2 separate regions of the Homo sapiens genome follow, and region 2 is linked to region 1. Evidence: chromatin contacts called from ENCODE Hi-C or POLR2A ChIA-PET data. All regions are on one chromosome and are shown on one strand. The core of a region is the stretch at or near the end of the contact, and the rest is flanking DNA. Distances in the headings are between cores, read along the strand shown. Region 1 overlaps ASCC2 (activating signal cointegrator 1 complex subunit 2). Region 2 holds the start of LIF-AS2 (LIF antisense RNA 2).

Region 1 (3,330 bases), core at 529-3,028:
TCTTACTGCACAAGCAACAGATACTCTTGGTGCTAAGAGGGCAAAGTGGGTCTGCCTCCCTGGCTCATATTCTCTTTCATATCTGTCTCCCTCCCACCAGGATCTTTCTAACAGCTCCTTTGGATAAAAGCCTCCAGGGGCTCCCCACTGCCTACAGCATAAAGGCCCTGCCAGCACATCCCAGGCTCCCCACGATCTGACTTCTACTGACTTACCCAAAGTGGGCTCTTGTTACTGGCTTGTTTTCCTGCTGTTCTGTGTGTCCCCACCCTCTGCCTCATGTCACACTTCACTCCCCAGCTCTCTCTCTGGGCCTCTGCATGCTTCACTTCACCTGCCTAGGATGCCCTTCCTGCTATGGGAACTTTTCTTTGTCTGGAAGATACCTGTTCCTTCAAGACATCCTTCAAGGGTGATCTCACAGCTCCATGTTGGAGCACTCCTGTTGTTTCCTAGTGTGTGTTCCCCCCAGGCTACTCTATTGAACTGAAACTATTCTTGGTTGTGCGTTTTTTTTTTTTTTAGATGGAGTCTTGCTCTGTCACCCAGGGTGGAGTGCAGTGGCGCGATCTCAGCTCACTGCAACCTCCGCCACCTGGGTTCAAGTGATTCTCCTGTTTCAGCCTCCTCAGTAGCTGGGAATACAGGTGCATGCTGCCATGCCCAGTAATTTTTGTATTTTTAGTAGAGATGGGGTGTCACCATATTGGTCAGGCTGGTCTTGAACTCCTGACCTCAGGTGATCCACCCGCCTCGGCCTCCCAAAGTGCTAGGATGACAGGCATGAGCCAACGCGCCCAGCCCATTGTATGTGTGTGTGTATTTTTTTTCCCTGCCCTATCCTGGTCTTGGCCAAAAACAGGAGTGCTTCTAAAATGCAGGCGCCACACAAGCAGGAGGCTTATCTGTCGTTTTCACTGCTGCATCCCCAGGCTGGAAGAGGGACTGGTACATTCTAAGCACCCAGTAAATATTTGTTAAATGAGTAAATATTTGTTAAATTAGTACATAAGCCAGTATCTCTATTTCAACAGCCAGAACTACCGCCTTACCTGTAACAAAAGTCGTGCTTCTGGAAGGTCTGGCAAGCCAAAGGGAAGATATCCAGAAAGGCCCAAAGTGTGGTGCAGGTATCACAAAGGTAGAGAACAATGTCCTTTAATTCCTGTTGCCAAAAGAATACACTGCATTATTCTCCTCTGTCCACACATACAGATCTGCAGAGCACCTGAGACAACATTAAAACAGTCAGGGTCCCAAACAGGCAGGATGTTACACAGGAGGAAAAGAACACTGGAGGTCCCAGGCAAAGTCTGGCTAGTCCATCTTCAGGAGCACGATCTGGGTGAGTCACCTAACCTCTCTAAGCCTCAGGTCATTACTCCAATGGCCTTACACCCAATCACCGCTAGGGTTACTTCCAGTTCTAAGATAATACAGTTCCCTCTTCTAAGCTAAAGGAAAACCAACTCTTGAATCTGAAGACATCATGCAAAGAAGGAACATCCGAGGCAGGACAAGAATATTAAGTCCATAGGTTTTTCACATCTTGAAGAGGGTATACAAAACACTTTCTTCTAAGTTTCTTACACACTTTCCTGGTTCTCATGACAACTCTGAAAAGTAGGCTGGGAAGCTATTGAGGATCTTTATTTTACAGAAAAGGAAACCGAGGTTCCGAGAGGTAAAATGATTTGCTCCCACAGCACCTGCCACGTGCCCTTCTGAAATGAGATCACCATCTCCAGGAGGACAGCTCATAGCTGCCTTGTTCCTGTTCTATCTCCAGGGCTAGGGCAGCACCTGACACATGTTGAGGCTTCCTGAATGTTTGCCTTCTATCTGTCACCCTTGTCAACTCTAAATTCCATGAGCGCAGGGGCCAGTCTGCTTTTGTTTACTGCTTTGCCTCCAGGCATAGCACAGGGTCTGGCACATGCTCAGGACTCCTCAATATAAGTCCACTGAATAAATGGCTCAATGAATAACGCACAAGTGAACATGTCAAACTGAAATAAATGAGGACTCTGAATCCTTATTCCCCAGTTCTTTCCACTACTCTATAAATGAAGCTCCCAGAGAGAAATCCAAGCCAGCTGAAAATGCTCTAAACCTGTGTGATGGGACATAATAGTTGCTCACTGTGCTGGAGGAAGGGGCCCTGGGCAGGGAAGAGGCCACTGGGTCCTCTACTGGGGCAATCTTCCCAGCCTCTGGGTAGCTAGGCCCTGGTTGGAGGGACCCGGCAGGAAAGAGACTGGGCCGAAGGGCAACCTTACCAGGAGAGGCATGTCACTGGGGGTCAATCGGCCCCTCTCCTCAAGCTTCTGGGGTGTGGTATTGGCCCCGTCCCCTTGCAAACCACAGTGCTGGAGGATATTGCTGAAGACCTGTGAAAGACAAGAACGGGCTCTCTCACATCATACTGAACCAGGGCTAGGACCCCTGGCAGCAGCCAGGGTCAGGTGATCTGAAAACTGCCTTGGAGTTTCTAGAATATTTACCCATGTTTCCAGGATATAAGCTGAGACAATTACCTTCTCCAAGAGTGAGGTCAGAGTAAAAACTATGTAAGATGGGGATGATGGGAGCATCCTTCTTAAAGGAGGGCGAAGAGGATTAAAAAGACAACCTGGGGCCAGGTGTGGTGGCTCACTCCTGTATCCCCAAACTTTGGGAGGCCAAGGATAGGGGATCATTTGAGGCCGGAAGTTCAAGACCAGCCTGGGCAACATGGTGAGACCCCCATCTCCACAAAATTTTTTTTAAATTAGCTGGGCAAGATGGTGTGTACCTGTAATCCCAGCTACTTGAGAGGCTGAGGTGGGAGGATCAACTGAGCCCAGGAGTTCAAGGCTGCAGTGAGCTATGATTGTGCCACTGCACTCTAGCCTCGGTGACAGAGCAGGACCCTGTCTTAAAAAAAAAAGAAAAAAGAAAATCCTCCCAGAATCCTGTAGATATTATCTGACCGCATAGGCCAGGCAAGTATAATGAACATTTAAGATATACTTTAGCAATGTATAACAAATCTTTAGAACCCCTGTAGATGGCTATTTATGGAAACTACATTGAAAATAAGACAAATCAACAGTGAGAGGAAAACGGTCCATCGTAGGCACTGAACTGACTGTGCCATTTTAAGAAGGCTAGCATGTAAGGATTCCAAAACTTACTGTGAACAGTAGATATCTCTTGGTGGTGGGATTATGAGGGAATGATAATGTTCCTCTTTCATTTTTTATTTTCCGAATTTTCTACAATGAACATTATTTCATGAAATAATTTTGTAAAACTTTAAAGCTACTTTTTGAGAAACACTGGTCTCTT
Region 2 (3,242 bases), core at 292-2,791, 430 kb after region 1:
CCCTCAACCCAGATCAGGACAGCCCCTAATGATATTTACAAGCCCCCTCCCTGCCATCTCCTGTCAGTATCCCAGGGGTAACTTACATAGAGAATAAAGAGGGCATTGGCACTGCCATTGAGCTGTGCCAGTTGGCTCCTGATCTGGTTCATGAGGTTGTTGTGACATGGGTGGCGTATGGCACAGGTGGCGTTGACAGGGGTGATGGGGAGGGGGCTCCCCGCCCCATGTTTCCAGTGCAGAACCAACAGCAGGGGCACAACTCCTGGGGACAGTCAGGAAGAAGCCATGAGTAGAAAGGCAGGAAAGGGTGGCCTGGGGTCATGGCACACCGGATGGGGGTCCAACAATGGCCGCATGGGAGAGGACTCCTGGTTCCCCCTCACCACCTGCAGCTGTCTTCCTGGGGCCTAGTCTTCACTCTGTCACTGCGTGTGTTTCTCTGTCTCCCTTTCTCTACCTTAGTTCTCCCTGCTCTCTTCTGGGATGACGTAAAGATGAGGGCAAGACACAAGCCATTTCCACCCAAAGGGTGCAGGGTCCAGGAGAGACTCCCAGCCATCCCACCCTTTCCCTCAGGAAGGCAAAGGTCCTAAGGCCCCCTGGCCCTCTGGCTGGAAGGCACCAGGCCCCAGGCCCAGCAGGCACCAGGAGAAAGGAGACCCCTCTCTTCCCACCTCCCGTGGTGGCCCAGGTTCCTCAGCAGCGCTTCCCACTCACTGGCCCATTGCAGCCCAAATCTCCGAAGCCAGGCACCCATGGGGGCCACGGGGCATGGGGGAGTGGGGAGGAGTCCTCGGTTGACCCTCATCTCCCTCCCAAACCTGCCACTTGATTCTGGCTCCCTGGGCCAATTGCCCCCAATTCTGCCCCCGCCCCCATCATCCTCTATCTCTTCCTTCCCTAGTGTCCCCTATCTCACTCAAGCTCACCCCATTTCTGCCTGGCTGTCCCCACTCTCCATCCCCAAATCATCATTCAAAACTCTCTGTTCCCCCAGCTCCGGACAGCCCCTGACTCCATGCCTTCTCCCGACTCATCCGCTGTCCCTTGTCCCAGGGGTTCCCCTCCCTCCTAACACACACACACCGGCTCAGGGAGGGAGAGGAAATGGTGCACCAGGAGAGAGAAAAGGCAAAAGGTCATAGGCAGTCGGGTGGGCGGGGAGGAAGGAAAGTGAAAGGTGACAGGAGAGCTGGGAGCTGTCCCGACATGTCCTGGTTTGCCCCTCCCCCAGGGGGGCCTGTTCTCCCGACTCCCCCCAGGCCCCCTTAGACGCTTTTCCAGGGCTCTGCAGAAGGGCACCTGAAGATGGTGGGGGCCGGGGTCAGCGGGCGAGTGAGGCTGGAGACCTCCCCCGGATCCCCCATGCTGGAACAGCGGGGACAGGGGCCTCCTCAAGTTCACTTCTCCTGGGTCCCCTGTTCGTCCCAGCATCCCAAGGCAGTGCTGAGGCCCCGGGGTGGCTGCGGGAGGGGGGCCACACCCCTATATCTCACCTAGCGCAGACCACACGCTTCCAGACACCAGCAGATGGAGGCGGCACCTGCTCCCGTCCCAGGCCGGAGTTTGCAAGCTGCTCGCCGCCCGCGCCCCTCCCTGGGAGCAGCCCGGGACCGCGGTTGGAAAGGAGAAAGCGGAAAGAAAGAAAGAAAAGAAAAAGAGAGAGGGAGAGTGAATCTGGGAGAAAGCGCAGAGGGAAGAGCAGCCAGCGAGTGTCCGGAGCGAGGAGGAGGAGGAGGAGAAGGAGAGGGGGAAGAAGAGGAGGAGGAGGAAGGCTCGGCGCCCCCTCCCTCGCCGCCAACCTGCCGCGGGGCGTGCGGTGCTTGGGACCATGTGCCCGCGCTCGCTCCGGGCCGCCACCCAGCGCCTCCGGTGGCTGCGCGGGCGCCCCAAGTGTTCGTGTGTCTGCGGCGGGTGGGCGTCCGGCTCGCGCTGCCAAGCGCCCCAAGTTGCCGCCGCGCCCCGCAGCGGGGACGCGAAGCCGGCGCGGGGCGGGTGTATTTACCTGCCGCCAAGACCTTCATTATGGGCTGCACTTCAGAGGGCCTTGGAGGAAACCTCAGATGCCGGCAGTTTTCAGAGGTTCATGCTCAAATGGGGAATTTGCCTGATTTATATACTGGAGCCTGTGTTGTAAGACAGAAACAGCTATATTTAGCCGGGATCCCCAGTCCAGGAAGTTGTTTGAGGTGCATCATAGGAAATTATGAATGGAAGAAAGTGAGAGTGAAGGGGGGGGACGAGTGAGGGGGGAGGGTGGGGAGAACAGACTTTTTCCCTCTTCTAAGAATTTGATTGATAAAATTATAATGAAGCCTTCGACAAAACGCCCTGTGGTTTTCCTGCCTGGCTTGTCCCGGGAGTTGTCTGAAGATGGGCATCGCCAGGAGGGGGCCCCTGGCCGAGTCAGCAGGGGTCCCAGCAGTGGGCGCCCCAGACGGCCCTGACTCACCTGGGTTTGGGGAGGTAGCGAGTCTGGACTAGCAGATGGAGACTGGCCCCTGTGCCCCCTGGTTGGGGGGCTTTAGGGGGGCAGTGGGAGGAGGAGGGCTAGGGCTTGGCTGAGAAGGAGGCTCCAGGAGGAGGGGCCGGGGCCGGCGTGGACTTTAGACGGTCATAAAGTGGAACTGAACATGGGCGCTGGAAGCCACCCCAGAGGTAGCCTCCTCCAATCTGCACATTGCCACTGGGCCCCAAGGGGCTCCGAGGGGAACACGTTGCCCAGGGCCCCAGAGGGTCAGGCCTCCAGACACCACCAGTGCACTCGCCCTGCTGACCACTGTACCTGTGAGGCTGGGGAAGGGGCTAGGAAGACATGGGGGTAGGGGTGACTGACTCAGTTCTGTCGGGACACTCTGGGAAGGTGCTTCTGGGAAGGCGGTCCAGCATTTCCATTCTGAAGCAGGACTGAGAGAGGCTTGGCGAAATCGTACCCCAGTTTCCTCCTCCGGGTGCTGATTGATGGTTGGGGAAACTGAGAAGTGGCTGGTCCCTTCCAGACCTGCCTTGGAAGCCCCTTTGAGCCCAGCCTCAGAGAATGATGGAGGTCCCCAAAAAGTGCTTCTAGAGGCTCTAAGGCAGTGTCACATGTTCTGGCGTCTTCTGAGGCCAGGCGATTTGTGAATGAGGAAGGGCAGAAAGGAGCAGTGGGGAGCCGGGCAAAATGAGCACAGGGACACCTCCAAGAAATGCAACAGAAAAGTGAAAATAAATACACCCTATGAGATGCGGGAATGCCG

What was found. Hi-C counts contacts between places; a loop is a spot of excess contacts on that map. ChIA-PET counts read pairs that join two places held with the same protein, here RNA polymerase II (POLR2A).
Region 2: a loop to region 1 is called in a map of posterior vena cava, with 4 times the contacts of the local background. The contact joins the promoter of LIF-AS2 here to the enhancer-like site in region 1. A Hi-C loop is called at or near these places in 1 of 168 maps with a recorded cell type or tissue (posterior vena cava). POLR2A ChIA-PET finds 5 or more read pairs at or near these places in 2 of 52 experiments (HepG2 and WTC11).

What each region holds. Positions count from the first base shown.
Region 1 is chr22:29,812,378-29,815,707 of GRCh38, forward strand. ASCC2 (activating signal cointegrator 1 complex subunit 2) reads right to left here. Exons shown (of 20, transcript NM_032204.5): 7 at 2,280-2,390; 8 at 1,053-1,165. Among named protein-coding and RNA genes, the nearest start is that of ASCC2, 24 kb to the right of the region's middle. Within about 2 kb of position 1,779, at least 7 of the 41 ENCODE cell types and tissues checked have a DNase peak (open chromatin) inside an H3K27ac peak, as active enhancers do.
Region 2 is chr22:30,244,669-30,247,910 of GRCh38, forward strand. It overlaps LIF-AS2 (LIF antisense RNA 2), which reads left to right and starts at 1,542. Exons shown (of 1, transcript NR_148946.1): 1 at 1,542-2,325. It overlaps LIF (LIF interleukin 6 family cytokine), which reads right to left and starts at 2,091. Exons shown (of 3, transcript NM_002309.5): 1 at 2,009-2,091; 2 at 87-265. The coding sequence starts at 2,027. RefSeq lists an enhancer at 41-541.